Linked DNA regions of Homo sapiens: region 1 is linked to region 2. The links are chromatin loops, found by intact Hi-C in ENCODE. Cell type or tissue: heart left ventricle. All regions are shown on one strand. Each heading gives the region's core, and the rest is flanking DNA. Links, peaks and the distances in the headings are about the cores only. Region 1 has its middle 60 kb from the start of LINC01377. Region 2 has its middle 12 kb from the start of IRX2.

Region 1 (4,381 bases), core at 273-4,272, 500 kb before region 2:
GCAACAGAGCGAGACTCTGTCTCAAAATAAATAAATAAGTAAATAAATTTTTAAAAATAATAAGGTGCAAAACCTGTAAGCAGAACACTGTAAAACATTGCTGGGGAAAATTTTAAAATATCTCAATAAATAGAGAGATATACCATGCTCAGGTATCAGAAGACTCAATATATGAAAATGTCATTCCCTCTCTAATTTGTTAGATTTAACACAATGGTGTAATAAAGACTTAAGTTTTCCTAGAACTATCAAAGCTCTGAGAAATTTCCAACTCCATCTTTTATTTTAAGGCTGAGATTTATATTTCTATTAATTTTACAAACGGTGAAACACTCAAAATAATAAATTATTTGTCCTCAAGTAAATTTTTTTCTGTATGTTTTTTGTTTGCTTTTGAACGTTCCCTCCTGTGTGTGTTCCATTATCAACGATAACACTGACATCATCTCTTCTTTGGGCATGCCCAGTTTGGCCTATGCAGTTGTTTCTCTATACAAATAACTGTAGAGACTTTATAGAGAATTCTAAACAGATGACTAACTCTATACAGATAACTCCATATGTGATTGCAACAATACCTCTGTTAGGAATCCTTCAGAATCAATACAAAATTTAGCCAGGCGTGGTGGTGCACGCCTGTAATCCCAGCTACTCCGGAGGCTGAGGCAGGAGAATCACTTAAACCCGGGAGGCGGAGGTTGCAGTGAGCCGAGATCGCGCCACTGCACTTCAGCCTGGGCAACATAGCAAGACTCTGTCTCAAAAAAAAAAAAAATCCCTGAGTCTCTTTCTAGTAAAGATGAAAGGATCCTGCATTGAAACCATGAAGGGATGTGACTTGTCAGATGCTGGGATTCGGACAGGAGGGTCTCTGGGACCCTGCCCATCATTACCAGGCATCTCTGAGTCAGCCAGCAGATGTTCTGCTGGAATGCAGGGAGAGAATATGCATCTGTCTAGAGGGCCCCAAGAGGTCACACCTGCATTCTAAGCCAGAGGTAAGTGAAGAAGCAGAGATGGGAATGCACCACGGCTGGAGGGCAGGGCTTGTTGAGAGGAGAGCAATACAGGGCATGGGCTCTGTGCCAGTGGATTCAGAAATGGCCCATGAAGCCTAGAGAATATTCTTTCCTGGGATGTTTATGCTGGGTTGAAGGTAGCTGGTATAGGGCTGAGCAGACAATCTTCCCGGGGTCGCAGCCTATGAAATTATAAGTCCCCTGCTTAATGTAGGCTCTGCTGCCACTATTTTGAAATTCTCCATAATTTCCGAACAGCAGCAGAGCATGTCTGGGGTAGGGAGAGAGGTTTCCCACTTTCTCCCCATGCCATTCCTACGCTCCCCTGCTGGGCTAAGCACAGGAGTTGTTGTTGCCAATGCTGGTGGTCTTAGCAGCTTAGCTGTCCAGCATCAATGATCCTATACCGCTTCCTCAACCTCTCATGTCTGTACAGGGACTCTGCTGTTTACAAAATGGCAAAAATGGACTGTCCATCAGAGAGATTGGTGACTTTAGCCATGCAAAGGGTGGCTGCCAAGGTTTTGTGGGCAACAGCTGTGTGGCCAAGTGTAACTGGTTGGCTTTGTGGAAGATTGTCTCTCCTGACAGGGCTGGTGTGAGGCTGTGCTCAGTTGCTCGCCGGGCAAAGCCTATCTCAAAGGTCTCCCTCAGTGTCACAGAGTTCAGATAAGTTGTCATCCATCAAGCCTGGTGAAGCAAAGGATACAGGAAATGCTGAGGCCGATGCGGCTCCCCGGAGACAGTGGTCCTTGGGCAGGGTGCATTTATGGGAAAGTGCCCAGTCCTGTGCTGGCTGGGAAGAGGCCTGGGAAACTTCTCTGGAAACCTCTTGAAAGTTTTATCTGGTCAGGGTCCGGAACTGGTAGGTATGGACAAAGTGAATTAACATCTCAAATGTCTTAAATGTCTTCTCCAAAGTGGGAACCTACCTCATGAAACAGATCATCATGCAGACACCTCCCATGGGAATGAGGCCAGTAGACTGAGGAATGTCCAATTCCAGAAGCAAAACGAGCCATTTTACCAACAAGACAAGAGAGTTATGGTCTCAGAGGAGGCAATTTCGAGAAAAAAAACCTGGCCCTCCCCTCCCCTGCCCCATGCTGTGAGTGCTGACACTGAGCATAGGCACAGAACTCCCAACTCTGCCCTAGGACCCTGTGGCTCCCTCAACGCCTCTCCCCAAACCCAAGCTCTGTGCAGCAATGCAGCTCAGGACCCCAGGAGCTTAGTAGACTTAGTGCAGAATAAGGCAGAGGCCCCTGCATGGTGTGAGTACTGCCATGGCGAACCAGCAGGTACCCACCTCCATGGCGAACCAGCAGGTACCTACCTCCATGGCGAACCGGCAGGACTTGGTGTCAGACCCAGACTTCTTGAAGGTACCTTGGGCTAGGAGCATGAGAATGCCTCTCGCTGGAGCGGTTCTTCAGCCACCTTGAATCTGTGGATGGTACCTGTGACTGATTGGAACACGATCCACCTAATCAAGGTAAGCCAACAAGTCAATGAAGTTCTCCAGGCAAGGAGGTCCCCAGGGTCAGTGCTCTGTGGTGCTGCACAGACACATGGAATGGGGGCCAGCTCGGCAGTGAGGCCATTGCATACATGGACAGCCTAGAGACAAAGGCATTGGAAACAGTTCCACCCTTCTGCTGCCTGCTTCCATGGGGCTGCACTTGCTCCAGACGGTGGCGGCCAAACCCCATGGTTGCAGCAGATAGGCAGGCCACCCCAAGGGAGTGTTTTCGTGCCTCTCGGGACCATTTTTTTTGGAATGAGCTCCTGCTTCCAATTTGAGAGATGTATCCAGTGAACACCACGACATAGCACTTGGCCTTGGAATCAATGGTGTGGCTCCCCTTCCTCATGTGTCTGTTTCTGACTAGAGCTCACTGCTGATGGTGGCCGTCGCTGACCGCACCCAGTGTGGACCGTGAATCATGCTTTATCTAGTGCATGTACTCTCCTATACGATGAATCCACCCACAGATCAAGCCTACCTGAATTAAGAAACTGATCAGTAAGTGCTTGGTCATTGTGCCAGGTGGACACAGAGGCCACCAGCATGGGGGACACTTTTCTGCCAGCACCTCAGGCCCCATCCACTCTGGGATCCTGGCAGGTGAGGCTGGCCCTGAATCACCTGCCTGGTCACTCTTCCCAGCACCTCACGTAGGGCCAGATCATAGGACAGAGGGTGCGGTTGTCTCCTCACATTTCGGTTGTAAAGACTGTGGGAGGTGTGGCCGGGCACCACAGGGTGGCAGGGAGGAAGCCATTGGCGCACCATGAACAGAGAGGGCCACCTGACCAAGGCTCTTCCACCTTGATGGGGCCCCAACACCAGTATTTTGCTTGTTTTCTAACAAACTAGGTTTTGTCCAGCTTCAAGCTAAAAGAGGCTTTTCATCACAGAAACTGATGCATTCATCAGGGCAGCCATTCACATCAGTTTCTGTACAGAAAGTGTCAATTTGCCAACATAATGGCTGACCCTCCTCTTTGAACAGAGGAGGCAAGGATTTCATGTGTTCCTTCATCCACTGGGAATAGGCAGATGAGACAAAGCGGGGGAGGTGGCAAATGGAGCGTCACGCCAGTCCTGCGGAGCTCCTCACGGTCCTCTCAGGGACACTTTGGAGCAGCAGATGTGGAGCACCCTTTCCCGCCACCGTGCATGAGTGACATTCCCACTCGTGAAGGCTCCCTCTCCGTCTTGCAGCCAAGGGAGCATGCGTGGTACTGGCCATATGGTGAGGTATCAGATGGCAGGAAAGAATTCTTGTGGTTGCCCAGAGGCTCCACTCACTGGGAACTGGGCCTGGGGCATAAGGTTTCAGAAGGGAAGACAGGGAGCAGGGAAGACAGGGAGAAGGGAAGACAGGGAGCAGGGTTGTGATTCCAGGGCCACACTGCTTCAGTCCTTGTTCCTACAGTTGGCCATGAGGTCTGAGTTTAGCAAACCATGCATCAAATTTCTTCTTAGGCATCAACATTAGGTCCCTGTGGACTCTACAAAGTCCACTAAGTGTAAGCCCTGGGACCTGAGACCCAGGAAGATCAGGCCAATGGGGAGCATGGCCCCTCCCAGGAAGGCTCTTGGGGAGCAGGGTGCCAGGGCTAGGCCAAGATGTGGGGTGTACTGATGCGGGTCCTTGAGCTAGTTGCCTGGATGAACTGGAACAGTGACATTCTGGAGGAAGCTCACTCGTACCAGGAGTGAGGAAGGTGTGCATCCAACATGGCAGGAGAGAAGACACCATAACAGCCAGGTGGGCTCTGAGTTCAATGGCCAACGAACGGAGAAAGGGCGAGCATAAGATGCCTCTTGATGGTGAATGCCTGGCATCCATTTC
Region 2 (4,381 bases), core at 168-4,167:
TTCTCAGAAATTCCCTCCTTGCCTCCATTCTAACAGTGGGCTTTTTTTTTTCCTGCTATAAATAATGATTCCAGAGGAAAAGGGGAAAATGACAAACAAATAGAGCACAGCTGGAATTAATAAGGCTGATCAAAGTTAGTGGGACTGAGACTGCTGGCAGCAGCCACAGGTCTGAGGCCCATAAAGGTGCCAGGAGTTCTTGCCTCTTCCCTCTAAGATCAAGAAAAAGGGCAAATCGAACGGTTTAACCCTTGACACCTTCTTACTGGGGAAAGGTGGGCTTCGGGGAGAACTTTTGTTTTTAGTCCTTACTAATAGCGGCGTTGCGGTCCGGCTCGGCCTGAGGCCGGGAAGGGCGCTGCGTGTTCGCCCAGAGCGAGTGCGGGTCCCGCGTGCACCCGGCTCTGCACCCAGCAAGGTGGGGCAGGACGCGGGTCCTCTTGGACCCTGAAAGGTTAGGAGGTGAGTGACCAGATTAGGTGGGGTCAAGGCAGCATCCTGGGGAGTCGGGGGGCTGCCGGCCGGGTGCTCAGTAAGCTCGGAGGGGGCGAGGAGGTCTCAGCTCCAAGACAGGCTCCTCAGTGCGTGCAAGGGGGACGGTGCACTGTCGCCGCTGTCGCCTTCCCAGTGCTGGAGACCCTGGGCCGAAGGTGCGGGAGCTGGAGGCGCTGGCCCGGCTGCCTGCCTGGTGCCCTGCCCGCGTTCTTCCCGGGGTTCCGGGCCACCTTCCACCCGGCCCACGTCCTTCCCCGCAGGCGCGTGCTCCCTGGGGAGTCTTGAGGGGCAGAAGCTGGCTCAAGCCCTTAAACGCCCACCCAGGGTTGGTTCCAGGCCTACGTGTTTTGCCTGAGCAGCTGCAATCATTTCTTCAGGGAACTGGGTTGCTCCCGGCTCTCCAGCCCCGGGACTGTCCGATTTGGGAAGGGCTCCTTCACCTCTAGGCCCATTTCTGCCCTGCAGTCTCCCCAAGCGCGGCGCTGCCGCTGAGTGTCTGCTTAGTTGGTCACACCGAGACCCTAAAAGGCAACGACCAAGGCCAGTCGGGAGAACCGAACAGTCGCAGGTCAGGGAACAGTCGCAGGAGAGGGGGTGAGCCGGCTCCTGACCTCAGCCCCGGTGTGACCGCTCGCCTTCTGCGGCCCCAAGGTGGTGGCTGGGAGCCCTGGGCCGAGGCGCACCTGGAAAAGGAGGCAGCGACGGCCAGGGAGGCCGCAGACCGAGACCCTGAAGTCAGCCTGATGGGCAGGACCCCCGCCCCCGCACGCCACGACTGCCCCGGCGGCCCCAGACCCGGCCGCCTGTTCATGAGTTTTCGACGCCGCTTTTGCGACCCGGTGCCCTGGAGGGGAAACCCAGTCGGGCCCTCCGAAGCCTCCTTATAGGGGAATGCAGCCAGGCTTCTGGGGATGGGTAGCCACCAACCGACCCAGAAGAACCCGCGAGGACCCCCGAGCTCCCACTGGAGGCCCCGCTCCTGGCACCCCCAGCTCTGGTCCCGGGCTTCAGTCCCCTTCCTGGTCCTACCCTATACCCCGCGCCTGAAGCCGCAGCGGGACCCATCGGGTTCCTCCCGCCCTGACCCCGGCCTCCCCCGACCTCTTGCCTCCCAGTCCCCCTGCTCCCGTGGTGGTCGGGACTCCTCCGTGGCTGGCCCCGGGTGCTCGCCTCGCTCCCTGGCCCTCAGCCTCAGGCCCGCAGCTCTGGACTCTGGGAACCGCGCGCGCAGGGTGAACAAAGCAGCGCCGCAGAGCGCCGGGAAACCGAAAGCGCCCGGCCCGGGTTCAGGACGATCGCGGGGTCCGGCGGCGACGGCGGCGGGGGTTCAGGGCCCCCGGGACCAGGGGAGGTGCCGAGCGCCCGGGTTCCTGCCACAGCCAGCCTTCCTCTCCTCCCCGGTCCCCCCGGTCTCTCCTGTTTCGGGTCCTGCCTGCACACCGTATTTCTGCTGCGCTCGGCGGCAGAGCTCGAAAGCCCCAGGCCGGCCTGCCCAGCGCTTTTCCACCGCTCTGGCGGCAGCGTTCGGTCGGCGCGAGCCGTGTAGCCCCGATCTGCGGCCCCAGCGCCCAGGCGGGCAGTGGACACCGACGGGACCCCAGGCCGTACCCCCGGCACCGCCGCCCCCAGGACCCGCACTGAGAACGACGTACGCGGCTGCCTTGCAGGCGACACCTCGGGGGACGCCCCTTGGGCGCACGGAGCGAGGGCCGGCGGGCTCGGGGTGGGTTGCCGCGGTGTCTGCACCGCTCCCCGCGGGCCCCTGGTCTGGGAAGTTTGTTCTCTTCTTCAGGGAGCTTATGCGACAAGCCGGATTTCACAGGCCCTACAAAGCGCGTTGAGTCCCCTCGAAGCTCTCGGCGCCACCAGAACCCGCTGGAGGGCTGCCTGGAGGTGGTGATGGATCCAAGGGGACACAGCGGAGTCAGCGGCCGGGATGGAGGCGACGGAGAGCACGTCTGGTCGCCTGAGTCCCATCCCACAGTAGGCCTACCCGGCAGCCTGGGGAGTCAGAAGAGGGTCTCCAGCCACAGCCATTACCTCGCTCCTTCCTCTCCCCGGCCTCGGCGTCCAGGCCCATTGGCTTCACCCTCCGCGACCTCTGGCGGCCCTGACTGGGGCTCTGGGAGCGGGTAGTTCAGGTGGAGGGTCTCTGGAGCCACACACCTGGCCTCCCGCAGGTGGGGAGACGGTCCCGGAGGCACAGGAGGAGGGAGGCCCAAGCGTGCGGCTGGGGGTGGTGAGGGTCAGATGGGGAGGGGTGGGTGCTTTGTAACCTTTGGGGTCCTGGGCCCTGTGATGAGCCCCATCCTTTCTGCCATTGGACTCGGGGTCACTGTACAGCCCTGGTGGAGAGAGGGTGAAGGCTTCCCTGGGAACAGCCCACTGAGCCCCAGAGGCCAGGGGACCAAAGAGGCGGCCGGGAGGACAACTCGGCCCAAGCGGGGAACAGGGGGGCGAATCAGGCTCCTTGGTACCCAGGATGACGTTAGTTTATTTAAATAGGAGGCCATGGCCCGTCCAGGTTTATTCTCCCTGGCTCTCAAGCAATGGAAAAACAATTTGTTTTATAATGCTAATGTAATACTCAACTCCTCAAATAAAAGTGCCCTTCATGATAATGGGCCCAGATATAAACAGAAGCGGCTGAGAGGGCCCAACCTGCTTCTTCCAGGCAGGCCTGTGACCGGGAGGGGGCTGAGTCCAAGCCCAGAGGAGAGAGACAGTTTGTTTAAAATTTCTATGGAGCTGGACTGTTTTATAAAGGAAGGGGCTGAGTTAAGGCATGCTTTGAAAGAAGACAAACAGACTTTGCAGGAGCTAGACCCTCAAATGAGTTATATTTTAAACAATTTACTGACTTTATGATCTTTAAGCAGAAGCAAATAACACATTCAGGTGCACAGCCGATGCACCCCAACTTTCCAGTGCAAACAAGGCCGGGAGGAGTGGGAGGAGACCTGTCAGCAGGCAGGACAGGTGGGCTGTGGGCTGCAGGGGGTGGGCAGGGGGACACCCCCAGGCCAGGGGTTCCCTTAACCTGGCTGTTACTTTGACGTCAGGAAAAGCCCCTGGTGAAAAACTTCTCTGGTGGGTGAAGATCAGTGATGGCCCGAAATCATCTCGGTGTTCTGAAGCCTAGGAAAGCTGTTGGCCTGGCACCGGGGCCACTTCCTACAAGAACTGGCAGCCTCAGGCGGAATGTTTGAGGGCAGGTAATGACTACTACGGGTAGACATGAGATGGAGTACGATGGGTGAACACCCAGGCATGGTCCACAGCCCTGTCTTTGGACAGTTGCCCTACAGGACAGGCAGGAGATGGGGCTGGGGAAGTGGGTGCTCACCATCGACTCCTGTGATCTTGGTGGAGAGGACAGCACTCGAGACCTGCTAGTGGGGCTCATCTGAGTGGGCCAAATGACTGCCCCTGAAAGCCCATCTCTTCCATGTGCCACCGGGCCCCACGTAGCAGGCTCTGCAGAGGGCTTCTTGTTAGTTAGATGAAGCCAAGGAAGGCCAGCGGGCACAGAAACATGTCCAGGGTCTGCCTGTCTCCGCCCTCTGTCCTCGCCAGTCCTGTCACTTCTCTGAACCTCTGAACACTGAGCTCTTTCCTTTCTCAGCTGACCTGAACAGACTGATCCGTCTGCCTGGAAGATTCTTCTAACTCAGCTGGAGAATGGCTGCTCAATAATGCAGGTATTTTTCTGTATTTACTTGTCACTTGCTACCCACGTGGATGTTAAAGTGACCAGGAGCCACACCTGAGGCCTCTCGTGAATGAACGGAGCTACTTCTGTGTCAGGTTTTGGGGTTCCACAGGCATGAGCAGGCCATGGGTCAGGCTGGTTCTGGCATGGCTGTGGTCGGCCCACTTCCACAGA

What was found. Hi-C counts contacts between places; a loop is a spot of excess contacts. Peaks named below come from ENCODE experiments on the same cell type or tissue, not always from the same donor. Only the 100,000 strongest peaks of a DNase experiment are listed, where the experiment ranks them.
Region 1: it touches region 2 in a loop (7-fold over the local background); 1 of 110 quality-filtered maps calls a loop at or near these places.

Annotation. Positions count from the first base shown.
Region 1 is chr5:3,235,625-3,240,005 of GRCh38, reverse strand. No RefSeq gene overlaps it. Among named protein-coding and RNA genes, the nearest start is that of LINC01377, 60 kb to the right of the region's middle. In heart left ventricle, for the core only: no CTCF peak of the experiment used is centred there; no DNase peak of the experiment used is centred there.
Region 2 is chr5:2,737,061-2,741,441 of GRCh38, reverse strand. It overlaps a transcript of IRX2 not described here. Among named protein-coding and RNA genes, the nearest start is that of IRX2, 12 kb to the left of the region's middle. In heart left ventricle, for the core only: no CTCF peak of the experiment used is centred there; a DNase peak (open chromatin) is centred at 1,961; H3K4me3 peaks cover 1,067 bases; H3K27me3 peaks cover 3,912 bases.